Regions from separate parts of the Homo sapiens genome. Here region 2 is linked to region 1. Evidence: read pairs that join two places in POLR2A ChIA-PET (ENCODE). Cell type or tissue: A673. All regions are shown on one strand.

Region 1 (8,000 bases):
CCTTCTGCTATGATTTTAAGTTTCCTAAGGCCTCCCAGTCATGCTTTCTGTTAAGCCTACACACTGTGAGTCAATTAAACCTCTTTTCTTTATAAACAACCTAGTCTCAGGTAGTTCTTTATAGCAGTGTGAAAACGGACTAATATACCCTTCAAAAATGTTGGAAAAGACAGTGCCAAGAGCTGGTTGGGTGGTAGGTATAAGTTCCAAGATAGCAAAAGGGGAAACTGTTGCAGATAGCAAACTAATGGAAATAACTCTCCCCTCCATATACAACCAATTTTGTATTGTTGATTCCATCTCTAGAACTGGCCTATCACCATGGCACAAGTCCAGTCTACACCACTATCTGCTTTCACCTGGAATATTAAATATTCTTCTTATTGGTCTTTCCATATTTACTCTCAATTCCCTCCAATTGACTTTCCACACTGCAACTAGAATGATCTTTAAAATTGCTGTATTTTTATGGATTACTCATACAATAGATGCTAATAAAGAACTTGGGGCCGAGCATGGTGGCTCATGCCTGTAATCCCAGCACTTTGAGAGGCCAATGCTGGAGGATCACTAGGTCAGGAGTTCAAGACCAGCCTGGCCAACATGGTGAAACCGTCACTATTTAAAAAAAAAATATATATATATATATGTATATATATACATATATATATACATATATACATATACATATATATACATATATATATACACACACACACACACACACACACACACACATATATATATATACAAAATTAGCTGGGTGTGGTGGCAAGTGCCTATAACCCCAGCTACTCAGGAAGCTGAGGCAGGAGAATTGTTTGAACCTGGGAGGCGGAGGCTGCAGTGAGCTGAGATCATGCCATTGCCCTCCAGCCTGGACGACAGGGCGAGATTCTGTCAAAAAAAAAAAAAAAAAAAACGTGGATGTAGGTAATCTGCTTGGGAAGGGATCACAGGATGCACAGGTGAGGGGGTGTGGGAAATGAATCAGGAAGTGGCAACAGGCCCAGAATGGGATACTACAATGAGCAATGGAGCTCAGTTCCAGTGGGCACTGTCTGAGAAACCATGCAGAACACATATTAGAATGGTCTTGGCCAGGCACAGTGGCTCAAGCCTGTAATCCCAGCACTTTGGGAGGCCGAGGTGGATCACCTGAGGTCAGGAGTTCGAGACCAGCCTGACCAACATGGTGAAACCCCATCTCTACTAAAAATAAAAATCAGCAAGGTGTGGTGGCACTCGCCTGTAATCCCAGCTACTTGGGAGGCTGAGGCAAGAGAATCATTTGAACCCAGGAGGCGGAGGTTGCAGTGAGCCGAGATTGCACCATTGCACCCCAGCCTGGTCAACAAGAGCAAAACTCTGTCTCAAAAAAATATATATATATAGAATGGTCTCACTGAGGAATGGGAGCACCATTATTTGTGGAGTTTCACTCTAGTGGACATTTAACCTTTAACAAGGGCAAGGAAGCCACTTGTGCCTATCCAGAGAGCTCATAAGACTTTGGGGCCTTAATATTACCGTGCATCCCCCCTCAAAAGTTCCCATTCTAGGTCTCAGAATCTTAAGAACCAAATATTATTAAGGAGAGATTCCGTTACAAAACTGAGCTCCCTAATATCTTAAAGTAATAGATTATAATAAAGTATTAGGACTCTGAGAATAATGAAGTATTAGGACCCTGATTTTTGCATAAGAGACCTACCAGATTGTGCATTCCATCTTCTTTTACATTTTCGTCTCCTGTTATATTTTTTTAATATAGTCTGTCCTGTGGCTACAGAACATTTTCCAGTTCTTAAAGTGTGCCCTGGATGATAGTTATGGATCTGAGCCTGTTATTTTCTTTCATCAAGGATTCTAGAGATGTGAACACATGCCAGACAACTCCACAACCCATATAATTAGCATTGCTCCCATATGTGTTCAAGTATAAAAGTTGTTGCATAAGTTAATGGTTCAGCTTCAATCTTTACCTCAACCCAATTCACCACAGGGGAGACTGAGTAAATATGATGCTCCAAGCTCCAGGGATTATCACTACCCCCACTCGCCATCACTAGCAATAGTTTTTGTTGCTATATGACCAGTGAGTCCTCCAATTGGAACCCCATTCTTAGAATCTGCTTTTTAATATAACTTCTGGTATTATCCCTCTTAGTTTGAGTTCCTTAAATAGAAAATCCTGAGATAAGGACTTCCGTGCAGGTAGTTTATTTAGGATATTATCCAAGAAGCACAAGTGAAACAGTAGAGGAAGTAGGCCAGAGAAATGGAGAAGCTAATAAACAGGTGACTCTGATCACAACAGAGGCTTAATCCCCCTAGGGCATTCTGAAGGACCATGTCAAAATTTCTCAGAATTTTCCCACTGAAGGAAGAAAAATTCTGCTAACTCATTTTTTGCTGAAAACCGATGGTCATGACTTCAAATGCCTAATACTTGCTATAGCTCGCGTGACAGCTGAGCAAGATGTGCTGGCACCAAAAGAAAACTCTCAGGTAGGAAGGCTGAGGGATGAGGGTGCTTGAAATTGGAAGTGGCCAGTGAGTCTGGAAATAGTCCATCTCAGCTGCATGTGAGCTTAGAGCTGGACAAAGAGACAGCATCTGCCTCACTGACCATGCCTCTTCTCACCTTAAAATTATTCAAAGATTTCTTATTGCCAAGCCCTAAACCGTTTCTACAAGCAGTAACTCCCCCTATCCCTGAGCCCCCTAGGTCTCTGCCCTTCAGTCATGCTGGTCTATTTTCTGTTCGTCAAACATACCCAGGCAATATCAGTGCCTGTCCATGCATTACTCTGGCTAAAACACACTAGCCCTTATCTTTACTTTGGCTGTATCCAACACATACATCAGGTTTCTGGAATATCATTTCTCCAGAGATTGCTGTCCTGAAACGTCAGGTAAGGCAAGCTCCTACTGTGTTGCACTCCCACAACATCCTGCAGGTCCACATTTTTAACACTCTTTATCCTTACTGTTCCACAGTCAATGTCTGATCTGATCTTGCCCACTCGATTGTAAACTCCATGAGAAAAGTTTTATTTGTCTTGCTTCTCTAACATCTAGCCAAAGTATCACCCAGTAACCTCTTAACTAATATGTACTGATGGATGGATGGATGGATGGAAGGAAGGAAGGAAAGAAGGAAGGAAGGAAGGAAGGAAGGAAGGAAGGAAGGAAGGAAGGAAGGAAGGAAGGAAGGACTTAGAGCTAAAGTATAAGATTAGAGAACAATTGGCAGAGCTATTTTGATCTGAAATATTGAGCTAGTGGTCAGGGATTGATTTTAAAACCAGAGGTCAGACTCAGACAATAGGAAACAGAAAGAGGTCCAGATATGAAAATAGAAGACAGCCAGACTTGGGGCAGGCAGCATGCATTCCAGCAACCACCAGCCAATAGGTGCAACTGCTCATTACAATTTCTCTGCAGGGAAGACAATAATAACATGTCATTAACACACGCAAGCACATTTTACCTTCCCATTTGCTACAACATTAATTCAACAGATGCTCTTGGAGGGCCTGTCTGAAAGAGTCAAAGTTATTTGAGGAAACTTGTTAAGTTTACAGTTCTCAAAGAGTTCACAGTTTCATAACACAGAACGCAATCATTTTATTACATAATTTGGATATGAAGAGAATAAGCAGTATTAGGACATAACAGTCTTTGTAATAATTCAACATAATTATAGTATTTGTTATTTTTACCTATCTCTTTTTTGTAATAGAATTATGAAAAATACATTAAAGAATTATTACTAGACTAAGATTTATATTTGAATTTGTCATAGCATTTACAAACTGCAAATTTAAAGGTTTATGTAATTTTGACTAACAAGATAAACAAAACAGTCTCTAATTCTTTTTAAAATAATATAGAAGGAAGTACAAATGAAATCCTTAGTACAATAGTTGCTTCTGCAACTTTGCGCTTTATCAAGCATTCAGTGCGCTAGGTGAGTAACACCTATTTTGGTTGCCTTCCCCTTTTCAGGCTACCCTTTTAGTAGCAAATTCTTATGGCTTGAGTATTTATAAAGCCAGGAACATGATTATTTAGAAGAACCAAGATTGATGGAACTGCAGAAAGGTTACAATTTGTTTAATAGATATTCAATTAAGTAAGCAAATGCATAGAAAAGAACCCAATATAAAAAACTGTGCAGCAGGATTAACTTTCCATCCTTCCTCACACGTGTACTGGTGAACACTCAGCTGAGACTGGTTACTGCAGAGACTGTCATGGCTCCTGTCTAGATCCATTTTTGTTGCCTTCCTGACCCTGAGGCTCCAACCCAAGGTGTACACAGGTGCAACTCTGTACCAAAGCTGATATGATCATTATTGACCATTCTGATAGATTGTTGCTGCCACCAGTTGCATATACGTTGTGCTGTTATTTCTACTTCTGTCTAGTTATTACAACAAATCAGGATGTATTAATGTAAAGAAGATGTAGGAAAGAGTATATACTTTGGCAACACAGAGATCAGGACCCAGATCCCTGACCAGATACACATCTGCTCAGTTATCTTTCTGATTGATTTGAACTTTAGTTCCTCACCTGAAAAGTGGGGAGGAACATAGAAGAAACACCCTTACTTCAACACAATGGGCCTTCACGCATGTCCTGAACCTTCACTATACTTTCATGCAGGAAATATAAAACATACTTCTCCTTATGAATGCTCACATCTGCTGTGAATTAGTTCTGATTTGTGTCTGTGGTGTAGAAAAACTGATTCTCACAGGAATAAAAAATATATTTCAGAAAACCCAATCTTATTTTTTTATAGATAGAAAGAAAACATATAAGTAATACGGGAAGAAATTGAAACAGAGCAGAGTATCTATTGATTCTTTCCTGGGGGGAAATATATCTACAAAGATAATTGGGCCAAATAGTATAGAAAGGATTTAGGAGCATCAGTCAGGACAGAATCTCAACAACTTTCATTACACACTTCTCTTTTTCCAATTCTGTGTGTGTCTCAGTCTGCTTAGGCTGCTATGATGAACTACTATCAACTGAGTGGCTTATAAATAATAGAAATATATTTCTCACAGCTCTAAAGGGTGGGAAGTCCAAGATCAAGGTAAATTCAGTGTCTGGAGAGGACAGGGCAGCTTTCTGAGGCCTCCTTTACAAGGAAACTAATCCCATTCATGTGGGTTCCAGCTTCATAATCTAATTACTTCCCAAAGGCTCCATCTCTTAATATCATCACATTTGTAATTAGATTTCAACATATGAATGGGAGTACAGGGGCACAACATTCAGATCATAGCAGTGTATTTCAGAACACATATATTAGTGAATAATTAAAATGAATCACAGCTGAGGTCTTGCCAATATGAGATCAACTACACTCCTCCCCTTTGCCAGAGCACATCTTACGGTGCAGTGTGCAGGGCAATTTTCAGCTGTCCTCAACTTGGGTACTGGAAACTGAGTCTAATGCAACTATACCACTACCTAGTTCTGGGCCTTTGGAGAGGTGGTTGTAGTGGGTTGAAATGGTGGACCTCAAAAGATCTGTGTACACAGCACCTCAGATTGTGACGTTATTTGGGAAAAGGTTGTTTTTTGGAAATGTGACTCAGTTAAGAATCATTCTCAGCAAACTATCGCAAGGACAAAAAACCAAACATCACATGTTCTCACTCATAGGTGGGAATTGAACAATGAGAACACTTGGACACAGGAAGGGGGACATCACACCCTGGGGCCTGTTGTGAGGTGGGGGGAGGGGGGAGGGATAGCATTAGGAGATATACCTAATGATGAGTTAATGGGTGCAGCACACCAACATGGCACATGTATACATTTGTAACAAACTTGCACATTGTGCACGTGTACCCTAGAACTTAAAGTGTAATAATAAAAAAATTAATTAATTAAAAAATAAAGAATCTCATAATGAGATCTTCCTGAATTTAGGGTGGGTTCTAAATTCAATGACATGTGTCCTTATAAAAGATAGAGGAGGAGACATCTTAGAGAAACACTGGGAAGAAGGCCATGGAAAGACAGAGGCAGAGATTGATGTGGTACAGCCCTAAGCCAAGCAAAAACCAGAGCCATGAAAAGCTGGAAGAGGCAAGGAAGAACTCTTTCCTGCAGCCTTCATCTTGATCTCTTGACAACATCTTGATCTTGGAATTCTGGCCTAGAGAACTATGAGAGAATAAATTTCTGTGGTTTTAAGTCATCATGTATGGGGGTAATTGCTTATGGCAGCCCTAGGAAGCCAATACAGTGGGACTCAGTTTCCTCACATATGAAATAATAGTGTTGGAGTACATGATCTCTAAAGGGTCTTCTAACTTGGATTCATTGACTATGATTAGCTGGCACATAGGGAGGCTGAAAAAAAAATCCTGAGGTTAGAGGGAGGTTATTAAGGAATGTGAGAGATTCTCATTCCTTTGCCAACCTCCATATCCATATAATCTCACCACTCTGAGTGTATGCAAAGTCCAACTCAGAAATAAAACAAGCTTAAAGGCAGAAAAAATATCAGTCTTGTCATGATGCAGGATGCACATCTATAAATATCACAAGGCATTTCCTAGCTCAGAAAATGTATTCCAAGGCCTGCCGCCCAACACTTTATAGTTGTAGTGAAAATGAGTTTAATCTGGTATTTTCCCTTTAGTTAAGTGATCACTTAAAATTCATTTAATCATTCAGATAGCATTTATGCAACATTTATTCTGGCAGCATATTGTAGGATGTGCTGGAGATACAGAAATAATCAATGACAGCTATGCCCTCCAAAAGCATAGAGTTTAGAGGGGGCAACAGGCAAGTAAACCAAACGTTTTCTTTGTAATAAGTGTGATAACTTCTATTTTAGAGGTATTCTCAGAAAGATATGCAACATAAGGGATGAGCATTTAATTCAACACACAGGAATCAGGAACAGCTTCTTGGATGAGGGTATATATGAAGTATCCTAAAAGATAAGTAGATGTAACCAGAAAAATAGATTACAGTGAAGTGCAATTACATGGAATGATACTGAGACCCGGACGTTGGTGAGCTAAGCCGGGGCATACTGTGCATGCGGTGGTGTGGTGGGAAGTAGAGATAGGCAAAGATTATCACATAATAATCAGATGTGTCTCAACTGAGTTAAGGCAATGGGATAGGCAGGAAGAAGAAAGCTGACAGAACCTGGTGACTGAGTCTCGTTGGAAATAAAGAAAACAGAAGAATAGCTGTTGCTGACATGGCAACTAGTAGGACTAGTAGGATATGGTGACTAGTAGCATCATTCCCCACAAGGCTGGAACAGATTGGGCAGAGGATATGGGATGTGGGGAGTTCAGGCTACAGGTACTTGCAGGGTACCTTCATTCAGTTGTCAGTAGTGAGATAAATCAAGAGTAATAAATTTGAATTAAATATTGACTGTTCCATCATCAGTGGGTGAGATTTCTCAGGCAGAGTATATAAAGAACCAACACAGTAATTCTAGGGAACATTAGCACTTGAGGAGCAAGCTGCGGGAGGAAAGTCCATGAGCGAAAGAGAAGATGCTGATATACATGAAGGAGCAACACCAGAAGTGTGTTGACTTGTAAGTCAATAGAGGAGGCAATTCACAAGAAAGAAGATTCCAGCAGCATCAGATACTCTGAAAGATAAAATAAGAAAGAAGGAAAGGCGTCCATTAGATATGGCAATTTAAAGACTGGCAAACATAGAATGAATAGTTTTAGTAGACACGTGGCAAAAAAAGAAATATCCAGATTACATAGTGATTCAGTGAAAAAATAGCCCAGGAAGCATGGCACATGCTTGGCAGAGTGTGGCTCTGAAGAGAAAGAAGCATAGTGGAATTTGCAGACAGAGGATGTCAAGAGTCAGGAAGAAGAAAATGAGAGCAGAGACAATATTCTTGAGTATGAAAGAGCAGTTGATATTAAGAACACAGGTTAAGGCTAGGTGTGGTGGCTCACACCTGTAATTCA
Region 2 (8,000 bases), 320 kb before region 1:
GCTGCCTGAGCCAGCAGTGGCAACCCGCTTTCGTCCCCTTCCAAACTGTGGAAGCTTTGTATTTTCGCTCTTTGCAATAAATCTTGCTATTGCTCACTCTTTGGGTCCATACTGTCTTTATGAACTGTAACCCTTACTGCAAAGGTCTGCAGCTTCACTCCTGAGCCAGCGAGACCACGAACCCACCAGAAGAAAGAAACTCTGAACACATCCGAACATCAGACGGAAGAAACTCAGGACACGCTGCCTTTAAGAACTGTAACACTCACTGCGAGGGTCCGCGGCTTCATTCTTGAAGTCAGTGAGACCAAGAACCCACCAATTCCGGACACAATAGTGGCATCCATCTGTAGCCGGAGCTACTCCGGAGGCTGAGGTGGGAGGGTGACTTGAACTGGGGAGGCAGAGGTTGCAGTGAGCCATGATCACGCCACTGCACTCCAGCCTGGGTGTCAGAGCAAGACCTTGCCTCAAAAAAGGAAAAAGAAAAGAAAGGTATGCCTGGACGGTGACATCACAGAGCATAATTACTTTATTCATGTAGACCTGGTTGCCATTAACCCAACTGTATTTTTATCCGTTTGCTTTCCTGTCAGCTATGGATTCTTGATTCCTTGGCGCTGGCACTGGGGAAAATAAGTGCGTCTGATAAGTTACAAATAAAATTCAGCAGTTGGACACAGTAACTTGCACTTCTTGTGACAAAAGCAATCATCAGGCCCGGGTCAGAAGCGTTCTCTTTACCACGAGAGCTGCTATTTAGCACGTCTGTAGCAAATGGCAAATCTCGTTCTTACAGTCTCGTTTGTCTGAGTTCACTGGGGCCACTGCCAAGTTCTGCAGGAGTCCCGCTGCCATTTCCACCAGAAACAGGATGCGGTCTGGGGCCTGGGGCAATGCGGGAAGCTCTGTGGAAGCCAGGGCCAGGGGAAAATGCAGGAGTCCTGAGGAGGAGCCTGTGGACCCGGCAGGCAGCTGAGTGCGAGGGCAGCTCTCCCGGGCGGCAGCATCCCAGGGACTGAGACGGCCTGCAGCTGCCTCGCCGGCCCAAGGAGTCTCTTCTTGGCCAGGAGGGCAGACATGAGCAGCACTGCTCCGCCCCTCGCTGTCATGTGGGTCTGCAGGGCCTCGCGAGAGCAGGCACCAGCAGGCTGGTCTGCTTCCGGGTTCCGTGGTTCTCCTGGAATCCGGTCCTGCTTTTGTACCTATCCAAGTCTGGCACGTGACCCCAAGGTCATATGAGCCAGCTTTGGCTGATAACCCTGGAATCTTATGATATCCAGTCTGGACCCCCAGGGGAAGACCTGTAGGTTTCTCAAGTCATCTGTGCTCTCTGAGCCGTACTGGCTCCCCAAGCCCTGGCTTTGTCCATTACAAGCCCCAAATCCAAAATGGACTGGGGCTCAGGAAAAAATGAACAAACAAAAGAGCTGCAGAGGAGGAAAGTGAGAGTGGAAGGAAAAAATGTTAAGTTTAGCCTAAAGCTGCCTCTTGAGATGTCTTAAAGGTACATTGTGAACTGTAACCTAACTGGAGGTGTGAACCGACTGTAACCTACCCTTGTGCCTATCACTGAGTTTCAGCCAATCAAAGGCAGCCAACTGTTCAAACCAGGTTCAAGTAAGGCAAATTCCAAGCTGTCACCAATCTGCTGTTTTTGTACCTCATTTCTGTTTTCTGTAGGGCACTTTCTTTTTTCTTCCTTTCCTTTTTCTGTTCATAAACCTTCTCAAACCAGGTGGTAGCCCTGGAGCCTCTCTCAGCCCGTCAGAGGCATTTGAACCAGAGCAACTCTCTCTTGAATGGGACTGGGTGAAGGAAGGCTGAGACCCACTGGGCTGCATTCCCAGGTGGCTAGGTGTTCTTAGTCACAGGATGAGATAGGGAGTCAGCACAAGGTACACGTCACGAAGACCTTGCTGATAAAACAGATTGCAGTAAAGAAGCCAACCGAAATCCACCAAAACCAAGGTGGCCACTAAAGTGACCTCTGGTCATCCTCACTGCTCATTATATGCTAATTATAATGTATTAGCATGCGAAAAGACACTCCCACTAGCACAATGACAGTTTACAAATGCCATGGCAACGTCAGGAAGTTACCCTATATGGTCTAAAAGGTGGAGAAACCCTCAGTTCCAGTAATTGCCCACCTCTTTCCCAGAAAACTCATGAAAAATCCACCCCTGTTTAGCATATAATCAAGAAATAACGATAAGTATAATCAGCTGAGCAGCCCACAAGACTGACCAATGGAATAGCCATTCTTTTATTCCTTTACTTTCTTAATAAACTGCTTCCACTTTATGGATTCTCCTTGAGTTCTTTTATGTGCAAAAACCAAGAATCCTGTCCTGGGGTCTGGATCTGGAACCGCTTTCCGGTAACAAATCTGTCCCGTTTCAGGGGCTGCGCAATTCACAAATTTCTCTTTTACCAATTAAACTCTGTTCAATTTAAATTGTTTCAGGTTTTTCTTTTAACCAGAGGAAGGGCTGGGAACAGGGAAAAAAGATGCAGCGTGTTAAAAGCTGCAATGGTCTCTCTGTTATAACTATTTTTAAGGGAGGTAAATGTGGCCTTCCGAAATTAACCACTTATCTCTTGTATCCTAATGGTAATAGTCGCAAAGTATGGCAACTTTCTCTTTGCCTTATAGGGAGATATCCCTGCATGACTGATACCCTCTACTGGTATGGCCTTCTCCTGAATGTTGATGGAGTTTATCCTCCACTTCGTGGTATACATGTACCTTTATGGAACATTTAGGAGAATTATAATTTTCCAGTTACCAGGTTTAATTAGCACAATGTCATGAATTGGGTGGACCAGCATGATTTTCTTTAGACTATCAAGATTACTGAGGTCTCTATATACTTCATTATGAAAGACAGCAGAAGTAGCATAGCCCTGGGGCAAGACAGTGAATGTGTGCTGCTATTCTTGCCATTTAAGTGCAAACTGTTCTTAATCCTCACTGATGATGGTTATGGAGAAAAAAGCAGTTGCCAGATAAAAGGCCACGTACTAAGTGCCAGAGGCTGTGTTGATATGTTCTGTTGAAAATATTACATCTGACACGGCGTCTGTGATTGGAGCTTCCACTATGTTAAGAGAGGCAATCTGCCATTGGAATTAAGTGTCCCTGAATGTTCTTTCTGGATATGCTAAGAATGAAAGGTCCTCACCAGACATACCTTCCTGGGCCATTTGTCAGGGCACAATTTCCAATAAGTAACTTTGAGGGAAGAGATAATGTCTCCCTCTGGACATTACATCTCCCCATCTCTGTGCTTCTCCATCGCGATGCAAATTCACCGCATACACAACATTCACCTAAGCCACTCTGCATTGCTCCTGAGGACTTGGAAGCAGGGGAAACCAGCCCAACATAATGCCCCTGCAGCTTTCTGTGTCATTAATAAAAAGGTATTTTGTCTCTGACTGAGGAGTTTCATGTTTTCTGTTAGCATTAATTAAATATTAACAGGCTCACACTAGCTTGTAAGAAGGGTAAAATCCTAGACCCTGACACGCAGTTTAAATTTATGGTAGGGCACCATCATCCACCTTGAACCATCTGTTTTCACAAAGGCCAGATGAATAAGGACGACTTCCTGTGCATTTTTGATGGTGGTTTTCATCTCTTTAATTCTTACCTGAATAAATAATTACTTATGGTATTAAAGGAAACCAGAATGTATCACCCCAACATATGCCTCTTTGACATAAAAATTATTTTGAGCTAAAAGCAATTAAGATGCTGCAAATGCAGGAAACGCTTTCTCTATCCTCCCCCTTTTATGCCTAAAGGCAGGATATATATTATCTCTTAATAGAGAAGACTCCAGACTCTTATCAGTCCAGAGATATTGTAACCGCCCAGTGGGTTCACCTTGCCTGTTGCCTAGACAGAGCCCCATTCATCAAGACAGAGGAATTGCAATAGAGAAAGAGTAATTTTATTCAGAGCTGGCTGTGCGGGAGATCCGAGTTTTATTATTACCCAAGTCAGTCTCCCCAAGCATTTGGGGAGCAGAGGTTTTTTTTTTTTTTTTGAGACAGTCTCGCTCTGTCACCCAAACTGGAGTGCAGTGGTGCGATCTCGGCTCACTGCAAGCTCCGCCTCCTGGGTTCATGCCATTCTCCTGCCTCAGCCTCCCCAGTAGCTGGGACTACAGGCGCCCGCCACCATGCCTGGCTAATTTTTTTTTTTTTTTTTTTTTTGTATTTTTAGTACAGACGGGGTTTCACCGTGTTAGCCAGGGTGGTCTCCGTCTCCTGACCTTGTGATCCACCCACGTCAGCCTCCCAAAGTGCTGGGATTACAGGTGTGAGCCTCTGCGCCCGGCCAGGGAGCAGAGTTTTTAAGGATAACTTGGTGGGTGGAGGTAGGGGGAGCCAATGAGCCAGGAGTGCTGATTGGTCACGGATGAAATCATCAGGAGTGGAAGCTGTCTTCTTGTCAGTTCCTCGGTGGCGGTGGCGGCCAAGAGATCAGATAACCTGGGTGGTGCCAGCTGATCTATCAAGTGCAGAGTCTGTAAAATATCTCAAGCACTGATCTTAGGAGCAGTTTAGGGAGGGTCAGAATCTTGTAGCCTCCAGCTACCTGACTCCTAAAACATAAATTCTGATCCTGTGTTAGTCTAGTCCGCAGGCAAAAAGGAGGTCTGCTTTGGGAAAGGGCTGTTACCGTCTTTGTTTAAAGTATAAACTACAAACTACTCCCAAAGTTAGTTCAGCCTACGTCCAGGAATGAACAAAGACAGCATGGAGGTTAGAAGCAAGATGGAGTCATTTAAGTTAGATCTCTTTCACTGTCTCAGTCATAATTTTGCAAAGGCAGTTTCAATATGGCACTAGAGAAATCTGCAAGCAAACCGTATTCCATCAGTTCGCTGTCATATATTTCCCTTCTCACAGTTTGCCACTCTTAGAAGCCTAAATTCACTTTTCCTTGTCCTGTCATTTTCTACAAATGTATTGTCTTTTGTTAAAGATGCTGTATAAGTCAGAGCCCTAAGCCACCTCTTCAAGTTACTAATTTTCTTGGGTGTTTCCCATGTACATATGAGATAAATATGTTAATAAACTTGTTTGTTTTTCTGTAGCTAATCTGTCTTTTATTAGAGGGATCCCAGCTAAAGACTTAGAAGGGTAGAAGGAAAAGAATTTTTTTCCTCCCCTTCAGTTTAAAACTTTGATGATGAAAATAATAAACATATTCAAAGCTTCCATTTGGCTCCTCCTGCCACAATCACCTTTACTCATTAGGGAAGCAATGTGAATAATGTTCTACCCACTGCTGAAGGTGTCTGTGCCCATTATATATCCAGGTAACAGAGAAATAATTACAGTGTTGGTCCATGGATCTCTTTAACCAACTGACTCAGACCAAAACTCCATTTATTACTGAGACAGCCAGGTGGAAATGGCTCCCTGGCAGAACTCTAACTGGTCTATGCACTGGGAAGAGCCCACACTGGGGTAGAGCCACAGAAGTTTGCCCATTTGCAGTGGGGAGGAGCCTGGCCCCTCCTCTTCCTGGGTGGGACCTGGAATTCAAGCTGCAAGGTGGGAAGCACACTAGGGGAACTCTGGCTATGCAGAGAGTCCCCGTTTCCCCTTATTTTCCTTTTCACCCAATAAAACCCAGCCTTTCTCACCCTTCAAATCATCTGCAAGCCTAAATTTTTGTAGCTATGTGACAAGGACCCCATCTTTCGCTAAACTAAGGAAAAGTCCCACAACATTACTTGGCCTCTAATGCCCACTGTAACTTAAAACCATAGTGCCATTTTGTGTCTCCTGCTATCAGTGTCATAAGACCTTATATCTAACCGTCCCTGAAAATTCTGAGTATTTACTTTTCTTTATTGTACTGTTAACCTATGGTTTGCTGCAGGACTCCTAGGAGAGGTAGTAGAATAACATTTACAATATGTAATTGTGGAGGATTTTCAGGGTCCTTCCTCAAGGCAACCCAAGCTCATTCCAAATGGCAGTCTCTGGATCTGTGAACTGGTAGAAATCTGGGACCTAAGTTAGGAATCCTGATTTTCCATTCTGGAATTCGATGTCAGTCTTCTGCTACTTAGCTCTTAACATTTCTCTGATTATATAATTTGATCAATACCCTAAACAGCTGTCTAGTTGTCTTCTAGGAATACCATGGCCTGTTAGCTACTACCAAATATTATTGACAGTTGTAGCATATTGATTGTCACTGTAGCCTTGACTTCTATAGTGGCAGTAATGACCATCCTACCTTTCATGTTTAAGTACTGATACTTGGCCTCTGCCATTTAGGGATCCAAGCATTCCTGCTGATAATAGAAAACTCAGTTGCACAGCAGTTTCTTCCACTGAAAACACAGACCTACAAAGGAAAGCCATTACTGAGATTCTCAGAAATGCAGGTGTCCACATCATCAATGGCTTTCTTAGCACATTAGTGAAGAAAATGTTCTCTGGACCCTCCTGTAGAGCACAGTCAAGTGATAGTTTATTTGACTGGCATTAAGATATCCATATTGATACATGTAACCACTTGAGTTCACTTGCCTTTAATACTATGCCAGCATGTTCTGGCATCTTTACTTTGTTTACTGTAGAAACAGTTATGACTATATTTCAGGGCTATCCCAGAATATCATTAGAATGAGTTCCAAGTATCCTTGCAAAACATCGAATTCTAAAACATGGGAGAGTTTGTGTTAATAATTCTCTCCTATGTTAATAATTCTCTTCTATTGTGGTAAGCATAATAATAGCTCCCTAAATGTGTCCGTGTCCTAATTCTTGTAGCTTGTGAACAAACATGTTAACTTACATGGATAGGGGGCATTTTAGATGTGTTTATGTTGAGGAGCTTGAGATGGGGATATTATCCAATTAGGACTAATGTTATCACAGGGTCAGAGGGAGGCAGGAGAGTGAGGGTCAGAATAGAAGATAGGACAACTGAAGGAGAGGTTGGAACAATTCAAGGAAGGAAGAACAAACCAAGGAATGTGGGTAGCCTCTAAAAGCTAGAAAAGCAAGGAAATCCTTTCTTTCCCAGGGCCTCCAGAGTGAACACAGCCTTGCTGATGCATTTTAGACATTTGACCTACAGGATACTAAGATGGCACATCTATGTTATTTTAAATCACTGTTATTAAGTTAGTTTGTTACAGCGCCTATAGTAAACTAACACATCTATTTCGCCTTATATTAATCTCCTCCCTTCAGCCTAACTCTCTTGATTCACTCCCAAATGTGTTTCTCTAGTTTTTGCCAGTAAATATTAGCCAGACCTGAAATCCTTTTGGTGTATAGAGCTTGAATTTCTCTATTTAGGCTGTATTGAGACCTAAACTCATGGAAGGGAGGTGAGAATAGTTCCTAAGGAAAGCAAGCATCCTTTTGCTTAGACATTGCTTCAGGTGAGAAGACAATCTCTAGGCAAAACATAGGAGCCACTTTTGCTACCCAGAAGAACTTAAAGTAATTTGGAGTCAATATTTTTTAGTTTTTTTTTAAAACGCAAATTTTCCAATCCTATGTCTCAGGGTTCCATTTTCCCTAGAAGAACCATGAGTTGGACAAAGAAAACATGAAAATTTTCAAATAAAGCTTCTTTTGTCACTGGGCCAGTATTAAAATATGAATCCTGGCCTGTTTTTTAGCACAGTTCAACCTGCAATTGCAGGAGAAAATTGTATACGTTACAGCTGCCATAGAGGCTCTCTGGCTTTCAAATACGCCTTAAGTTGCCAATTACCAACTCTGAACTTAAATGTCTGATATGTTTTTTATAATATGTTTTTATTTCAATGTCTTGTCTTTATGTAATAATTCCTAGCATCTCTAATTAAACAAAAACTCTACTACTATCATCCCAAATGATAAAATACTACAAGTGAAGGTAAATATAAGCTGTGAGTTGTGTACAGTATCAGTCACCTAAGCCACATCTCTTAACACACTGCTAAATGGCTAATATTGATCTAGCA

Evidence for each region. Peaks named below come from ENCODE experiments on the same cell type or tissue, not always from the same donor. Only the 100,000 strongest peaks of a DNase experiment are listed, where the experiment ranks them.
Region 2: POLR2A ChIA-PET joins it to region 1 with 9 read pairs; 2 of 35 experiments call an interaction of 5 or more read pairs at or near these places.

What each region holds. Positions count from the first base shown.
Region 1 is chr18:70,701,313-70,709,312 of GRCh38, reverse strand. No RefSeq gene overlaps it. Among named protein-coding and RNA genes, the nearest start is that of GTSCR1, 54 kb to the right of the region's middle. In A673, no CTCF peak of the experiment used is centred here; DNase peaks (open chromatin) are centred at 3,092 and 3,282; H3K27ac peaks cover 5,795 bases.
Region 2 is chr18:71,021,556-71,029,555 of GRCh38, reverse strand. It overlaps the pseudogene LOC100421257. Among named protein-coding and RNA genes, the nearest start is that of GTSCR1, 370 kb to the right of the region's middle. In A673, no CTCF peak of the experiment used is centred here; a DNase peak (open chromatin) is centred at 865.